Linked DNA regions of Homo sapiens: all the other regions are linked to region 3. A link is a loop called in an ENCODE intact Hi-C map of the cell type or tissue named here. Cell type or tissue: CD4-positive, alpha-beta T cell. All regions are shown on one strand.

Region 1 (2,500 bases), 99 kb before region 3:
AAGTTTGAAAACAAAGTGCAGAAACAAACCTCAATGCTCAACTGTATTAGCTGTAAGCCAGACGGGAATCTTTCCAAAGGAGCAACAAAGAAGGTAGGGATGGATGAAGGAAGACACATCTTTGACCTTTGAGAGGAAAGAAAAGAAAAGGGTTCCGATGGCCAGGCAACCTCCAGCCATCAGTCCCATCAGTTAGAAGAGCAGAAGGCAGCTCATCAGAAGCAGCGACATTTGGGCTACTGCAAGAGCAATTATTTTGCTTGCCAAGTCAATTCAGCCTGTGAGCTACATAGGCTCTAGTTTAAGCAACATGAATCATACAACTGCTCTCATTATCATGTTTGAAGGTGTCCCTTCACAAGCCTGCTGTTTTACCACACAGTACTGGTCTGCCTAAAAAACAGTAAAATTGAATTAAACTTAGCCCGAGCCTCTTGAAGGCAGTGACTATGTCATATTTATATTTGTACCCCAAGTGCAGTGCCTGAAATGTGTTAGACATTAGATGCTAAATGCATGATGCTAAATGCATGTTGGATGATTAAACAAGTATAGAGCATCTGCAATATACCAGGCATCATGTTAAGGCCCGGGGATGGTCCCTGGGAGTTCACTCACAGTCTTGTAGAAATGAGTAAATGAATATATTGGTAAGTTTGCTGCATTCAAGTAGACTGAATAATTGTTACTAACAAAACAAGGAATGGCAACAATTAGGTCACTACAGTAATTGCTCAAAGCACAATTAACAGACTGGAGCATTCAATTATGTGGCAACCATATGGTTATGCATTTCACCATGTTGACATCATACTGTAAAATTCACACATTATATGAAAAGAAATTACGCCAGGAAAGTACAGGCTACCACAAAGTAAAGTGAAAAACACATTACTGAAATTTACTGCTAAGCAACAGATATAGGACTCTGAGCTTTCGATTCTTAAGAAGTTCACTGATGCCAATTTCAAGAGGCCCTCCGATCAATGTAATAAGAATGAAGGATAAAGAGAAATGAAATGTAGTAGAGCAATGATGAGAGGAGAAAGGCAACTAATTTAATTTAGGTGCACCTAAAATTACATCGAAAACATGTTACACCTTCAAGATTCACCTTGGCAGAAAGCCAGGAAACCTGAGTCCTTGTCCTCTCTCTCTGCTACTAAGTGGCTGTATGAACTTAAGCAGATTCCTTCAACATAATGTGACTGCAATGCGCTATTTCTGATATAAATTGTGGTTTAAAAAAACAAAAACAAAAACTCTTGGAGTCTTTGGTGAGACCTCTTAATGCATATGCTTTTATCTATGTAAATATATCAGAATTATAGGCCCATAAATCAGTGACCTCTTTATTATCTTGAATACAATTAACCTGATCTTACTGGTAAAGGCTGTGTGTCAGCAATTCCCTAGTAATGTCCCTTTCCAAAGGATAGCTCTTTCTCAACCCTCTTTGTTTTCACAACACTTTTGCAAATTTCTGTTACAGAACTTGCCTGAATCAATGCACATTACTTAGTCTGTTTGTAAGTCTGTCATCTACGCTAGGCTCTGAATTATTGAGGGCAGACACAATGACCTACTCTTCTTTTAGCGTCCTTCCATAGTACAGGGGTTGGCGCGTAGTAGGTGCTCAATAAATATTGAATGACTATTTAATTAACTTGGGTGGGCAATAGTATATGTGGTGCATGTCACATGTCTTCCATTTGCCCCTCCAAGTGCACCTACACCCTTTTGTCCCTGCTGGTCAGAAGGCCCATGCTTCCTTTCAAGGCAGCCTGCCCCACAGGACTCTCTCTCCTCAGTTCCAGAAACCTCTCCCTCCCTCAGTCCTTCAGGCCTAGGGATGCTGACAGCATCTCTGTAGTTAGCCCTGGGTTCCCGCTGTATCCCTGGAGATTCCCCCACACCCTATTTACACCTGGATAATTAGTCCTTAACCCCTTCATGAATTATCCTAAGTCAAGTGCACCATCTATTTCCTGTGAGAGCACTCACTAATACAGTAGATTAGAAAGGAGAAAGATTTCTGTTTAAAATGTGTTTTTGCACTCATATTATTGAGAATAACCGCACTGAATTTTTTGAAAACATTTAACAAATAGATCCTTGGGTAGGCTAAATATTTTCATGCATGGCTGACCTGCACTGATTCACTCATTCCAAAGTATGTTACAGATTCATTTCCGTTTCTACACCATATATGTATTTTGCATTTGAATTAGTAAGTATGTTCATGTTTGGTCATTTGTGTTTAAGTGTATTTCTCTGTGACTTGCGACTTCTTGCATTAGAATATAAGTGCCTCAAGAGAAAGGATACTATGTTTTTCTTTTACTTTTTTTTGTAAAGGCTTGCTCCTAGCAGCTTGCCGGCTGACTTATATCTAAAAAAACTAAATAAAATTTGTTAATTATGAATACAGCTTAATAAATGTACAGCCAGATCTGACAACAAACATTTTGCACATTTTTAAGGCATAATCTGATAGGAC
Region 2 (2,500 bases), 67 kb before region 3:
TTGCTGCTTAAATGTTTTCATCACCGTTTTACTCCACTCAGTGGTTAGCACATGGGGGATATGCCACAAGTGTTTCCTGCTGTCCCCTTGTCCTGAAGAGAAACAGGTGACAAAATGGCCATACTTCTGAAAAATAAAAGAGCAAAAACAATAGTACATATCTTTTGCCTCCTTCAGGAGAAGCAGTTCTAATCAGAATGTTATTGGAGTGAGGCAGGAGCTGGAGAAAGTGAGGAGTACATAATGATGTTGGGGGACAAGAGAGAAGAAACGAAGACAAAGAAGTCCCTGTCCTTACCTTCTCGACGCCCCTGTGGCCTCTGCCATCGCTGAGGGTCCACTTCCTTGCTTCCTGAAATTCTGTCTCCTGTGGCTTGCATGGCATTCAATGAGCTTGTGTACTTCCTCTTCCTCTTACGAGTTATTCTGCCCCTTTCATACTTCTTCCTGTACCCTCCTAGAGGTGGATGACCCATAAAGCTCAGTCTCAGCTCTTAGTGTCCTACCCGTTTCTTCCCCCAGAATTGCCATTTCTGTGTGGATGGTTCTGAAAATCTTAGTCTTTCCAGGATGGACCCGATTTCTGCCCTGAGCTCCAGGCCTTTATCTCCAGGACTTCCCAGGCCCCTCAAACTGAACCTGTTAAAGATGGAACTCTGTCCCACTGAAAATCAGCTCCTCCCTCTGGTTTCTTATTTACAAAACCATTTTGTTTAGAATGCTTTTTCTTCTTTCTTGCTTCCTGTCATGGTAGAAAGAGAAAAAATATACTCTACATTTGAGGCTCTTCCTTTGGTGGTGAAACATTTCCTCCAAGATATTTGTGGTTGATAGCTGTAGTCTTGTGTCCAAGTGCTCTGGGACACATCTCCCCGACAGCCCCTGGGTCCCAGAGCCCCTCTGTAAAAGGGAAAGAGGAGTAGTATGTTTGCATAGGCAAGAACCTGGCAAGAGATGGCTTGTAAATGCCAAAAACGATCATGATGGGGTGCAAGGAGGAGAACGATATTAGGAAGGAAGTAGAATCTTATCATCCATGGCAACTGGCAAAAAGGGTGCATGCCCATTTGAAAGGCACTTTGGCTCTGATTCAGTGTGTGGTGTTCTACATATCGAGAGGCTGGAAAACATATGAAAGAGAACTACTCATGTTTTTCCATCTGTACACATGTGTTCTGCTGGTGTTAAATTCTTGTTGGAAGAGTCTCTCATTCCATAATATACACACAGAAAAATATTCCCACCACTTAAAAAATTATTATTAAAACCAGCTGAGTAAATTCATAGAGCATTGTAGCAGGACAAGTGAAATGTAAACTCACATTCTCTGGGATTGTAAATGCCTTTAACACATATGCTACTTCATATGAAATTTATTCCACTACTCATATTGTGTTTTCATGTCATTGATTTCAAGGGCAACATTTCAGGACAAAAATGCATGGCTGCAGACACTGAATCTTACTCTAAATTCTGAAATGTAGCATTAGGCACAGAGCCCTCCTTCTCGCGTAAGAGGACGTGAACAGAAACCAATTTGAGAAAAGAAGCTGTTCTCTTGCTGCTATAACTTACCCAAATCTTGTAAAAGGAGCAGGCTTAGATTGCTTCAGAAATGAGCAAAGAAGCTACCTGAGAAGGAGACTCTCTGAACACCACCAGTCTGGCTCTGATGCACTTCATCAAGTGATGAATCCATATGCATTAAGATTTAGTATCCACTTTTGCTTTGCTGATGAGCCATAAGCTACCTTGTTGAGGGTTAATTAGAAATACTACTCAATTCTGACCACAGGGAGAATGGCCTGCAATGAGGTTTTAAGCATTCATGTATTCATTCAAAAAATATTTATTGAGCACCAACTATGTGATAAGCAGAGGTCTAAACTTTTTGGATACATAAGTGTACAAAAGAACCAAAAATTCCAGCCATATTTATCAGAATATACTGTGCTTTGTGTTTTAGTTGAATCAGGGCTTTGCCCAAGTGTCGCTCTCTACAAGGCACTGTGGGACAATATTGTTGGAATACCCAAGACATGGAAGGCATGGTCTCTGATATCAAAGTAGCAATTTCACCAAAGTTGTCAGATTTAGGGGTTAGCATCCCAGCCCTTGTGACACCAGCAGTGCTTCTTCTGAGGGACACTGCTGAGAATGGAGAAGGTGGCAGGCAAGGGCCTTCCACAGACGCCTCCCTCCCCTAAAGAATGCACAACCTCCTTTGCCCTTGCTTGCTTCCTGGGTTGCCTTTAACTGGACCCATATCCCTTGGCATCTGCCATTCATTATTTGGTTTCTACTATCACCCTGTCTCCAGCTCTGATTTGGCTCTTCATTACTGAACTTTGGCGTGTTGTTTATTCTCTCACTGGAGTTTAACTTTGGGTGGTACCTGTTTTCTGTTTCATTAGTCCCATGACTGCATTGACAACCAGAAGGAACACTGTCCTTTATCTGACATGTATTTACACATATTTTCACTAATATATTAAAAATG
Region 3 (2,500 bases):
AATCCTGCTGACATCTTGGATTAAAAGCAATTTACAAGGCTGTAGCTGGTGAGCTTTCTCTGTTTAAATCTGTCCTGCATTGTGTCTGAAAGGCAAATGAAATAAACAGCAGTAATATTTTCAAGGATTAGGGACTCACTGAGTTAAGGCTGTGCTTTTGAAATTTTAAGCAGACTCAAGCAACACTGTAAAGTGTTCTTTAAGGAATGATACAGAATGAGGTCCTTGAAGTGTCTGATTATCTCATGCCCATTCAGAATGGGTGGATATTTCCTTCTAATCAGGGGCAGTCAGTTAGCAGATACCCAAGGCCCAGGTTAGTGTACTCTGCTGTCTCTCCTTTAAGATGATGAATTCATAGAAAGGAACTGTAACATATTCTTGTTTAAAGATAAGCTTCAAGAAATTCATAAGCGTGTTCTGAGAAACAGTGATTCTCATCAAATGAAGAGGGCTTACTGCTTTGACAAAGAGAATTACCATTGATTCACAATTTTGACCTGCCAAAAGTTTTATTTTTCAATATAGGTGAGGTGGTATTTTTTTCTCTTCAAAGAATATGGCCACACATGAAGAATTAGAATCTGTCAGGTGGAGAATTCATCTCAGTCATATAATTACTGAGCTGAGCAAGTCAGATCAAAGTGAGGGCATTGTATTGCTATAGGACATTGCTTCAAAGAAGAGTTGAACTGCAAACAATATAAAGGCTTTATTGTCCTCCATCCTAACGTCATTTAAATAATCAAGAAACATTTTCCATAAGTGGCAAGTAGTGGGATTTTAATGCCTGGTTAAAAAAGTCTGCATTCAGGCCTTATAGAAAGCAAAGGACCTTTTCTATCAGCCATTACAAATTCTCATTTCCAGGCATGAAAGGCTTAAATTGCCTGGAGTGTAGGTTTTGGTTTTTTTTTTTCCATTATAACCAAATATCTTAGTAAACTTCTTCATATTTCATAGAGCTAGTTAGGCAATTTCCCCTTAGATGTATCTTTGATGTGAAAATAAACATAGACTGGAGTGAAAGTTGAGGTACCTTCTAAGAGAGTATCTGTCTAAATGGTTCATAGTTACTCAGGCTAACATTAGCCCAGAGAAAACACATATCAACACTTTATATTGAGCCTAGATACAGTTGCTATAAGAAAAATATTTCTTCAAAACTTTCAAAAGAATGATGACATCAATGCCAAGAACATCAAAGAAGCTGTTTGTTGCTTTCAGGTACTTTGCCAAACTACCTTCTAAATGCTGCTTAACATTCCTTTGTAATGGAGTTAAAGATGAGCCTGAAATTGCAGGGACCTCTTAAAATGTCTGATCACCCTACCTGTGTCTCCAGGTGATTGTATCCAAACCAGTTAACACATTGCAGTCCTGGGTTGTCCAAACATGATTCAGATTGAAGTTTTACTTTCAGAATGCTTTTGTGCATTGAGGGGAGAATTGGTGGAGATGTAATCTCCAGACCTCCCCTGGGAATGCCATGGAGAGAGATGTGGAAACAATAGACATGCTGTTGGAATTCTGCTGTCATGGAACGGCACCTCTCAGTCTTCATTCATAATGCTCTTCTTTCATAAAAGATGTGGAAGAGTGGGATTAATGACCACACGTGGAAAGTTGAAAGAGAAACCAAAATAAATGTGTCCATTTGGCCTCTTTCCAGCATTTCAACTTTAATTAATCAAGAAAAATATGAATTTATCTTATGAAAACTTTATTGAGTGTGATTATTGGTTTTATTCTTTGTTTTAGTTGGGAATTATTTGCTGCAGCTAATAAAAGCCCTCTTGAAGTATCTCAAGCAAAAAAGAAAATTGGGAGAGGGGGAGATTTATTGGAAGGTTATGGGTTGTTTCTACTGTAGCAGATATAATTGAGTCTCCCAAAGTTCTGGAATTAGGAATTGGAAAGTTTTCAGGATATTTTTCTCCCTCCCCCTTTCATTGCCCCTCTCCCTCTTCACTTCTTCCTCTCCCCTTCTCCTTCTTTCAATCTAGTTTCTCATTCTAGCTTCTCCTTGTGCAGGAGTTTTATTCTCTTATCTCTTTAGACTTGCTTTCCCTGTCTGTTGCTGTGCACGGCTGAGAATGACTACAATATAGGCAGCCTTCCATATCTCTTAATTCAAATGCCTACAGATACTGTTAAAAAGACCTTGTTTCAGTTCTGGATTACTAGAAGAGCATTTAAAAGGGTCAGCTTGAGTCAACTGTCTACTTTGATCCAGTCTGCTGGGACAAATGAAATGTTCCACTTCAGGCTCCCTCTACTAGGAAATGTGGGGTCAGATTATCAGAGAAGGGGAGTTAGCAAGGGCAGATGTATTCAATAAATGTTCATTTCAGTCTTAATTATTTAATTAATATATGTTCAATGTAGAAAAATTGGCACAGACATATGAGCAAAGTAGAAGAGAAAAATTTATCATCATGCCACCATCGGAAAGTACTTCGGCATCTCGACGTGTTTTCTTCTACACATTTTTATTTGC

What was found. Hi-C counts contacts between places; a loop is a spot of excess contacts. Peaks named below come from ENCODE experiments on the same cell type or tissue, not always from the same donor. Only the 100,000 strongest peaks of a DNase experiment are listed, where the experiment ranks them.
Region 1: it touches region 3 in a loop (2.5-fold over the local background); 6 of 110 quality-filtered maps call a loop at or near these places.
Region 2: it touches region 3 in a loop (2.3-fold over the local background); 4 of 110 quality-filtered maps call a loop at or near these places.

What each region holds. Positions count from the first base shown.
Region 1 is chr11:96,203,412-96,205,911 of GRCh38, reverse strand. The region is part of intron 1 of MAML2 (mastermind like transcriptional coactivator 2); the gene reads left to right. Among named protein-coding and RNA genes, the nearest start is that of MIR1260B, 140 kb to the left of the region's middle. In CD4-positive, alpha-beta T cell, no CTCF peak of the experiment used is centred here; a DNase peak (open chromatin) is centred at 1,121; H3K4me3 peaks cover 281 bases; H3K27ac peaks cover 2,121 bases.
Region 2 is chr11:96,171,523-96,174,022 of GRCh38, reverse strand. All of the region lies in intron 1 of MAML2 (mastermind like transcriptional coactivator 2), which reads left to right. Among named protein-coding and RNA genes, the nearest start is that of MIR1260B, 170 kb to the left of the region's middle. In CD4-positive, alpha-beta T cell, no CTCF peak of the experiment used is centred here; no DNase peak of the experiment used is centred here.
Region 3 is chr11:96,104,294-96,106,793 of GRCh38, reverse strand. The region is part of intron 1 of MAML2 (mastermind like transcriptional coactivator 2); the gene reads left to right. Among named protein-coding and RNA genes, the nearest start is that of MTMR2, 180 kb to the right of the region's middle. In CD4-positive, alpha-beta T cell, no CTCF peak of the experiment used is centred here; a DNase peak (open chromatin) is centred at 1,133.